Linked DNA regions of Homo sapiens: region 1 is linked to region 2. The links are chromatin contacts, found by Hi-C or POLR2A ChIA-PET in ENCODE. All regions are on one chromosome and are shown on one strand. Each heading gives the region's core, a stretch centred on a gene start or an enhancer-like site at or near the end of the contact. The rest is flanking DNA. Distances are from core to core; before and after follow the strand shown. Region 1 holds the start of TBC1D25 (TBC1 domain family member 25). Region 2 overlaps LOC107985695 (a long non-coding RNA gene).

Region 1 (4,635 bases), core at 1,274-3,773, 92 kb after region 2:
AGACTGCGCCACTGCACTGCAGCCCGGGGGACAAGAGCAAAACTCCGTCTCAAAAAAAAAAAAAAAAAAAATTATCCGGGCATAGTGGTGCATGCCTGTAGTCCCAGCTACTTGGGAGGCTGTGACAGGAGAATCACTTGAACCTGGGAGATGTCACTGCACTGCAGCCTGGGTGACAGTTAGACTCCATCTCAAAAAAAAAAAAAAAAAGAAATAAAAAGGAAAATGCATTTAACACATTTATCCTACCAAACATCACAGGTTAGCCTAGCCTACCTTAAACGTGCTCAGAACGCTCACATTAGCCTACAGTTGGGAAAATCATCTAACACAGAGTCTGTTTTACAACAGTGTTGAATATTTCATGTAATTTATTGAACACTGTACTGAAAGTGAAAAGCAGAATCGCTGGGCACTTGCAGTACAGTTTCTACCAAATGCGTATCGCTTTTGCACCATTGTAAAGTTGAAAAATCCTAAGTCCAGTTATTGTAAGTTGGGGACTGTCTGTAAACTGTAATAAAAGTAATATGAATGTGGTCTCTCTCTCTCTCTCAAAATATCTTATTGTATGTAATATTTGCAGACTGAGGTTGACCATGGGTAACTGAAACTGCAGAAAGCAAAACCACAGACAAAAGTAGACTACTGTGCTCCAAGACATGCATACGTGGCTGTTCACTGTGGGATTATTTGTAGTAGTAAAATAAACAAAAACCCTACCAAACAAAGGCCAGATAGCCACTGTAGAGGTCGGTGGCCCACTGGCCAGTCCCCAGCATCTTCCCACTCACCCACTCAAATCAAAGGCTCGGATGAGGATGTGCTGCAACACGTCGAGCGAGGTGATCTGGGGATCTACAGCAAAAGAGCGGAACTCTGGCGGCAAGAAGCTCTCACATTTCTGGGGAGAGAAGACATGGGGTAGGCCACCAGGGGCCCCATCACCATGCTGAAGAGTGAGGTGCAGAGTGGTAGAAGGCAAAGTCAGAGAGGTGCCAGGGGCCAGATCAAGGCAGGTGTTCTGGACCACAGGGTCCAGTGAGGAGGAGGCTACTGCAAGAGTTCAGGCCCCCAATCCTTCTTCTATATCCCTTCAACTATGGTTGCCAGAATCACCGTGTCCAGTCTGGCTCCTGTTAAATCAGTCCTCTATGGTGCTGTAACCAATCTAACACATCTACCTACAACACTCCCCTGCTTCAATCTCTTCAATGGCAACCCTAGAGTCCCAGCAAGCGGGCCTATGGGGCCCCAGCCAGCCTCTCACCAGGTTTTTTGAACTTTACACTCTAGTAGTACCAAACTGTTAGAAGTTACCTTGAAACCATCCTGACTCCAGGCCATTGATTGTGCTGATCCCCTGTCTGGAACATCCCTCCCACTTTCTTCACGTGGTTCACGCCCAGCTCAGGCATCATCTTTTTTCTGAATGTCAAACTTCTACCTTAGAGCTCTATTACACTGAAGTGATGTGTGGACCCTCTTATCACTGCCAGTGCCACTGGTTGGTCGGAGCCACCATCATTGTTTACTGGAACTATGGCAACAGCGTTCTTCCTCAGCATACACACCAAAGGCCCTTGGCGATCTGTCTCTGTCTTAGCGCTCTGATTCACCTCCTACCACTCTTCCCCTCATTCTCTCCACTCCAGCAATCAGGAACCTACGGGAACATGCCAGGCTCATTCCCATCCTCTAGTCTTTGCCCTTGCTATTCCTTCTGCCTAGAATACTCTTCCCTTCTAATATGCACATGGCTGACTCCTTTTATTCGGGTCTCTGCTCCTTCAATACCTCCTCTGGGGATTTCCCTGTACAACCTTGGCTAACGTGACTCCCTATTTCATAACCTTTTTCATTATTTTAGTGTCCGAAGCATCTCATTTCTTTAGTTGTCTCCACCCACGAGCCTGTCAGCTCATCAAAGTGGGAACTTGCACATAAGTGCACTCTCAACACATGGGTTGACTGACTCCAGAGCCAGCACCTTCTCATTCCTCAGAGCCCCACCCTCAACTACTGCGGCCCCTCCTCCAGCCCCATAGCCCCTCCCCTTTGTCTATAAGCTCCACCCATTCATCCCATAGACCCCCGCCTCGTCCCTCTATTTTCAGTCCCACGCCCCAAGGTACGTCGCTAACGCTCTCAGGCTCTCAGGCCCTCCCTACCCCTCGCCATCATCACTTGGCCCTCAAGCTTCGCCGCTCAGGTTATGTCCGAAATCTCAGGTCCCGCCCTCCATCCTATGACAGCCACCGCCTCCCCCTCCCCTGGGATGCCTCGGCGGCTGGGCCGACTCACCGCCAGCCTCACCTTGACTCGGACCCGCACCACCTCTCGCTCCTCCTCCTCAGCGGCCGCCGCCGCCTGAGCTCCCACACCGGGCGGGGGCGCTCCGGAGCCAGACAAGTCCGAGGCCCCGGAGGCTGTTGCCATCCCGCCGCCGCCCGTCTCAGGGTGACGGCTGACCGTTGCCCCCCACCCCGGCGCACACTCTACTGTACTGACGCCCGCCGCCCCACCTCGTGCCGGGGCGCAGGCGCAGAGGGCGCCGCGCGACCCTACCCCCCACCGTCCCTCCCACCTGGCCCTGCCTGGAGGTCGCCTCTGCGCCTGCGCCTAGAGTGCTGTTGCCAGGAGCCCCGCCCCCAAAAGTCGGGCATTTTGCTCTATTTCAGCTAGCGTGCAGACGCCTACTGAGGCCCCGCCTCCCCCAGCCCCGTGGTTTGGTTGTTTTGACAGCATACTTCCGGATTCACGGAGGTGTTAAACTGACGCCTCGTTCGCCAAGAGAAGGGGGCGGGGAAAGGAAGAGGCTGCGTGATGACGTCAGGCCCACACCCCGCCTCAAGTTGCCTCACGCCTCTGCTGGCAGATGATGTCATCTATTTCAAATACCAGTGGCCCTCGCTTCAAATGAATCCACTGAACAGAAAAAAATCCTTTTTTTTTTTATTTTTTTAGGCAGGGTCTCGCTCTGTCATCCAGGTTGGAGTGCAATGGCGCGATCACAGCTCACTGTAGCCTCAAAGTGAGCTATGATCAAGCGATCCTCCTGCCTCAGCCTCCCAAGAGCTGGGACTACAGGCGCGTGCTACCACGCCCAGCCAATTTTTGTATATCTTGTATAAACAGGGTTTAGCTGTGTTGCCCAGGCTAGTCTCGAACTCCTGACCTCAAGTGATCCACCCGTCTCGGCCTCTCAAAGTGTTGGGATTACAGGTGTGAGCCACAGCCCTCGGGTAAAGTGTTTTTAAAAATATACTCAGCAGGGTGCAGTGGCTCACGCCTTATAATCTCAGCACTTTGGGAGGCCGAGGCGGGCTGATCGCTTGAGCCCAGGAGTTCTAGACCAGCCTGGGCAACACAGCGAGACCCCGTCTCTAACAAAAAATTAAACAATTAGCTGGACGTGGTGGCGCACACCTGCAGTCCCAGCTACTCGGGAGGCTGAAGCGGCAGGATGGCTGAGCCCAGGAAGTCAAGGCTGCAGTGAGCGGTGATCACACCACTGCCCTAACCTGCACCACAGAGCAAGGCCCTGTTTCAAAAAAAATTAATAATTTATACCCTGACTTAGTAAGGTCAGATAAAACAGGAAAATGGTTTACACATTGTGAAAATTCATGGAGATTTTGTACACTGATGATTTTTGTACTTCCTGTATGAATGTTATACTTCATTAAATAATTTGCCCCCAAAAAACACTATTATGCTCTCTGGAGTTCTAGCTTTTTAGTTTGCCTTTGTCTGAAACTTGACGAGATCATACTTTCCCAAGTTTACACATCTAGGAGGCAAATTTCCAGGTAATTCAACTCCAGGAAGGACACTAATGCTTCTAATTGAAACCCAGGAAGAAGTTAACAATCAAGCCTTCAGAAGGCAGAAAGCGAGACAGACCCAGGGAGCTCAGCAGCATATCTCTAAAGCTCTGCCATTATTGAACCAGCTCAAAGGATCCCCGGTCTTTGTGTCCCTTTTCCAAGTTTCACATTCTCAGATCTTGGGGAATCACTGAATCACTGGAAAAGCCCTCTGTCCAGCTTGGTCTAGAGATTTCTTTGAAACCTGACTAAAATGTTGGTACTGACTGCCAGGGACCAGTTGAAAGAGAAGTGGCCAGGCTCAACTACGAACCAATCAATGGGGCCCAAATGATACCATCTATAAAAGATCAGCTTTTTGGGGTCCCAGAGCAGGGTGGATAATGGATCCGGAAGAGCAAATGGGGAATGCCCAGCAGAGCATGCAAAAGGCTCAGCAATGTGCTGAGCACATAGTTAGTGATCAAAACAATGAATGGAAGAAGCCAAGAATAAATGAAGAAAAATTTTAAAAAATAAACTGAGTCAGGCACAGTGGCTCACACTTGTAATCCCAGCACTTTGGGAGGCCGAAGTGGGAAGATCGCTTGAGCCGGGGAGTTTGAGACCAGCCTGGGCAACATAGGAAGACCCTGTCCCTACAAAATTAAAAAAAAAAAATTAGCTGGGTCTGATGGTGCGCACCTGTGCTCCTAGCTATTCGGGAGGCTGAGGTGGGAGGATTACTTGAGCCTGGGAGGTCCAGGCTGCAATGGAGTTGTGATCACGCCACTACACTCCAGCCTGGGTGACAGAGTGAGAACCT
Region 2 (4,721 bases), core at 442-2,941:
GGCAGGAGAATCGTTGGAACCCGGGACGCGGAGGTTGTGGTGAGCTGAGATCGCATCATTGTACTCCAGCCTGGGCAACAAGATGGAAACTCAGTCTCAAAAAAAAAAAAAGGGGGGGCCGGGCGCGGTGGCTCACGCCTGTAATCCCAGCACTTTGGGAGGCCTAGGCAGGCAGATCACCTGAGATCAGGAGTTTGAGACCAGCCTGGCCAACATGGTAAAACCCCGTCTCTACTTAAAAAAACAAAAATTAGCCAGGCGCGGTGGCGGGTCTGTAATCCCAGCTACCCGGGAAGCTAAGGCAGGAGAATTGCTTGAACCTGGGAGGTGGAGGTTGCAGGGAGCCGAGATCAAGCCACTGCACTCCAGCCTGGGAGACAGAGTGAGACTGTCTCAAAAGTAAATAAATAAATAAATATAAATAAAATTGTAAAATATGCATTCACAAGTTAGTGTTACTGGAAAACTGCATGTTATGTAACAGTATGTACAGAAGTGAAAAAGTACAACCAAAATGATATATCACCAAAATTAAAAACACAAAAATTTAAGATAAAAACAAAATGACACGTACAAGTAAACCGTTTTTTTTAATTTATGTAAATATAAACACGGACATTTAGAAATATACACATTGAAAGGACAGAGATGAGAAATTATTCCTTGGGTGTTGGGTGTCTGTTTGCCATTTATTTCTATAATGTAGTTCCCTCTTTTCTGAAAAACTTGCAACCAACGTGGATGACTTTTCCAAAGAGAAGAGGGACCCAGCATGGTGGCTCATGCCTGTAATCCCAGCACTTGGGAGGTCGAGGCAGGTGGATCATCTGAGGTCAGGAGTTCGAGACCAACCTGGCCAACATGGCAAAACCCCTATCTCTATTAAAAATACAAAATTAGGTGAGTGTGGTAGCAGGCACTTGTAATCCCAGCTACTTAGCAGGCTGAGGCAGGAGAATTGCTTGAATCCCGGAGGCGGAGGTTGCAATGGGCCAGGATCGCGCCACTGCACTCCAGCCTGGGTGAGAGAGTGAGACTCCGTCTCAAAAAACAAACAAACAAAAAAACACAGAAGAGAAAACACTCTCTGAAATGGAAGTAAAGGGACTAGAAAACAATGGGAAGCTATTTAGTAGTAGGGGAAAGGGCTATTTTCCAATGGCGAGTGACAAAACCACAAGGCAAAACTGTCCCTCCCCCTCCAACTGGAGTCCATACAGGGACGCATGCACACGGGCACACGTGTGTCCCTCTGTGAGCGTTGTATGGTGCACACTGATAGACTGATGGGGACCCTCTGACCATTCCTGTGAGGACTTGAGCCAAAAAGCTACTTCTCTCTTGGCACACCTGGCCTAGCCCAGTGTGCTTTTGAAACTCTAGGAACCATTGGAGTCCACTGGAGGGCTTCTGAAAACACCAACTGCTGGGCCCCAGGCCCACAGCTTCTGATTCAGTGGGTCATGGGTGGGGCCTGGGAGTATGCATTTTTAATAGATTCCCAGCGAGGCAGCTGCTGCCTGCCAGGGAACCCCACTTTGGGAACCACTGGACTAGTGTCTGGGTCAGCGAATAGAGGAGGCCACCCGGAGGCCAGAAGGTGCCTGAGGCCCTGGGCTTCATGGCTGGTGGCTGGAGATGCCCTCCTCCAGGCCTGGAGCTTCCTCAACCTGACAACTTGCCAATAAGGGAAATGGGCGCGATCTAACGTGCCGCGAACTAGTGCAGACTCACAGCCTAGGTCGAGTAGGAATGGAATTCTAGAAATGATATATGCCAAGAGTTTGCAGTGTAGACCTCAGAATCATCTCAGATTCAAAGAGGAAACCAAACGACTGCAGCAGCAGCAGCAGCAGCAGCAGCAGCAGCAGCAGGGAACAGGTTGGCTACAGAGCCAGTGGTCACACCCGGCTTTCTGCAGCCTTTCTGGCTCCGCAGCATTTTTTTCAGAGCTTAAGGGCGGGAGGAGATGCTGTATATTTAGGGGTGGAGTGAGGAATAGCGGAGCATTCCGGCATTTCTGGAGTAACACTGCCCCCAAGAGCAATCTGTGATAAAGCCTCAAGCTATGTGGACAAACAACATGAAAGGCGAGGTAATGAAAAAAAGATCCAGAAAGATCCAGCAGCCAACTTGACGATCCTCGCTGATTGAAGATTAAAGCACTATGAGCGCAGCTAGGTTCAAATAGCGGTTCTGCCACTTACTCACTTTGTGACCCTGGGCAAATTAGTCAACTTCCCTGTGCCTCAGTTTCCCCTACTTGTACTTCATGGGGGATTAATGAACTAATATATGGAAAGTATTCAAAGCATTTCTGCTGACTACAGAAACTCTTTACAATTCTCCCAGAAATAATCCAGGTCATCATGCATTTGCCCACATTCCATCTTTGTCAGGAATTGTAGGCCAAAATGTTCTTTTTTTATTTTAATTTAATTTTAATTTTTTTTTGAGATGGAGTCTCCCTCTGTCTCCCAGGCTGGAGTGCAGTGGCGTGATCCGGGCTCACTGCAACCTCCACCTCCCAGGTTCAAGGAATTTTCCTGCCTTAGCCTCCCGAGTAGCTGGGATTACAGACGCCCGCCAACATGCCTGGCTAGTTTTTATGTTTTTTTAGTAGAGACGGGGTTTTGCCGTGTTGCCCAGGCTGGTCTCCAACTTCTGACTTCAGGTGATCCGCCTGCCTCGGCCTCCCAAAGTACTGGGATTGTAGATGTGAGCCACTGCAACCGGCCCAAAATGTACTCTTTTTTTTTTTTTTTTTTTTTTGAGGCAGTCTCACTCTGTCGCCCAGGCTGGAGTGCAGTGGTGCGATCTCGGCTCACTGCAAGCTCCGCCTCCTGGGTTCACGCCATTCTCCTGCCTCAGCCTCCCGAGTAGCTGGGACTACAGGTGCCCGCCACCACGCCCGGCTAATTTTTTGTATTTTTAGTAGAGATGGGGGTTTCACCGTGTTAGCCAGGATGGTCTCGATCTCCTGACCTCGTGATCCGCCCGCCTCCGCCTCCCAGAGTGCTGAGATTACAGGCGTGAGCCACCGCGCCCGGCCAATGTACTCGTTTTTTAAAGACAATGCTTAGTTATAGTTCTCCACAATTAAACCCAGCACAGTGGCCAGGAGTGGTGGCTCATGTAATCCCAGCACTTTGGGAAGCCAAAAGGATCACTTGAGACCAGGAGTTCGGGACCAGCCTGAGCAATATAGGGAGACACCCACCCCCCCCACCTGTCTCTATTTTCAAAAATAAAATAGGCCAGGTGCAGTGGTTCAATGCCTCTAATCCCAACATTTTGGGAAGCTGAGGAGGGAGGATTGCTTGAGTCCAGGAGTTTGAGACCAGCCTGGGCAACATGTTGAGGTCCCATTGCTACCAAAATTTTTTAAAAATTAGCCAGGTGTGGTGGTGCATGCCTGTAGTCCCAGCTACTTGGGAGACTGAGGTGGGAGGATCACTTGAGCCCAGGAAGTCAAGGCTCCAGTGAGCTGAGATCATGCCACTGCACTCCAGCGTGGGTGACAGAGCAAAGACCCTGTCTCAAAACAAACAAATAAATAAAATACAGTAAAATAAAATTATAATAAAATAATATAAAATATAAAGACATTAGTTGGGTGTGGTGGTTCGTGCCTGTAGTCTCAGCTACTCAAGAAGCTAAGGTGGAAGGATCGCTTGAGCCCAGGAGTTCAAAGCTGCACAATGAGCTATGAGCACACCAGTGCACTCCAGTCTGGGCGACAAAGTGAGACGCTGTCTCTAAAAAAATTTTTTTTAATTAAATTAAAATAAAAGAAATTTTTAAGGTCAGGTCTGGCTTTTTTTAAAAAAAAGTCATGAGTCATACTCTCAATATAGGCATAGAACACTGTTTACAGCTTTTGCCTCCATAAAATTATTTTTCTGTTATGGAAAATTTCAAGCGTATAAAAAAGTAGAGAGAACAATACAATAAATCTCCATGTAGTCATCACCTAGTTCAACATTTATCAATTCACAGCCAATGTTGTTTCTTTTATGTCCTCTACCCACATCCCCACTGGATTATTTTGAAGCAACACCCAGATATTACATCATTTTACCCATGAATCTCTCAAGATGTTGCTGTAAATGATAAGAACTTTTCCTTTTTTTGTTTTTTTTTTTTGAGACAGAGTCTTGCTCTGTTGCCAGGCTGGAGTGCAGTGGTGCAATCTCGGCTCACTGCAACCTCCGTCTCCCAGGTTCAAGCAATTCTCCTGCTTCAGCCTCCCGAGTAGCTGGGACTACAGGTGCACACCACCACGCCCAGCTAATTTTTGTATTTTTAGTAGAGTCGGGGTTACACCATGTTGGCCAGGATGGTCTCCATCTCTTGACCTTGTGATCCGCCCGCCTCAGCCTCCCAAAGTGCTGGGATTACGGGCGTGAGCCACCGCGCCCGGCCCAAATGATAAGAGCTTTTAACAAGTTAGCAGTAAATCATGATCATATCTCAAAAATAATAATTCTTTAATCAATTATCTAGTCAGTTACTTTGTCTCTCTCTTTATTTATCAGTTTTCAGAATGAGTTGGTTCACTAGCATCCTCCAAAGGTGGCCAGGGAGATTTTGTGGCATCATTCTGCCCTGAGGGCTAGGTGATGTATTTCAATCTATTGCAGTTATTGTTCTTTTTGATGCTCAAATTGCCCCATCTTTGGCCAATGGGAGCCTTTGAAACTTGCTTGATATGACCCCAG

The links. A loop is a pair of places that touch in the nucleus more often than their neighbours do. ChIA-PET counts read pairs that join two places held with the same protein, here RNA polymerase II (POLR2A). Pooled maps may share reads with other maps.
Region 1: a loop to region 2 is called in a pooled map, with 3 times the contacts of the local background. The contact joins the promoter of TBC1D25 here to the enhancer-like site in region 2. A Hi-C loop is called at or near these places in 3 of 50 pooled maps. POLR2A ChIA-PET finds 5 or more read pairs at or near these places in 4 of 52 experiments (Panc1, WTC11, activated T-cell and 1 more).

Annotation. Positions count from the first base shown.
Region 1 is chrX:48,537,602-48,542,236 of GRCh38, reverse strand. It overlaps TBC1D25 (TBC1 domain family member 25), which reads right to left and starts at 2,523. Exons shown (of 6, transcript NM_002536.4): 1 at 2,317-2,523; 2 at 795-904. The coding sequence starts at 2,439. RefSeq lists enhancers at 1,868-2,368, 2,369-2,869 and a silencer at 2,363-2,582.
Region 2 is chrX:48,628,826-48,633,546 of GRCh38, reverse strand. The region is part of intron 1 of LOC107985695 (a long non-coding RNA gene); the gene reads right to left. Among named protein-coding and RNA genes, the nearest start is that of WDR13, 34 kb to the right of the region's middle. RefSeq lists an enhancer at 1,650-1,719. Within about 2 kb of position 1,691, at least 2 of the 41 ENCODE cell types and tissues checked have a DNase peak (open chromatin) inside an H3K27ac peak, as active enhancers do.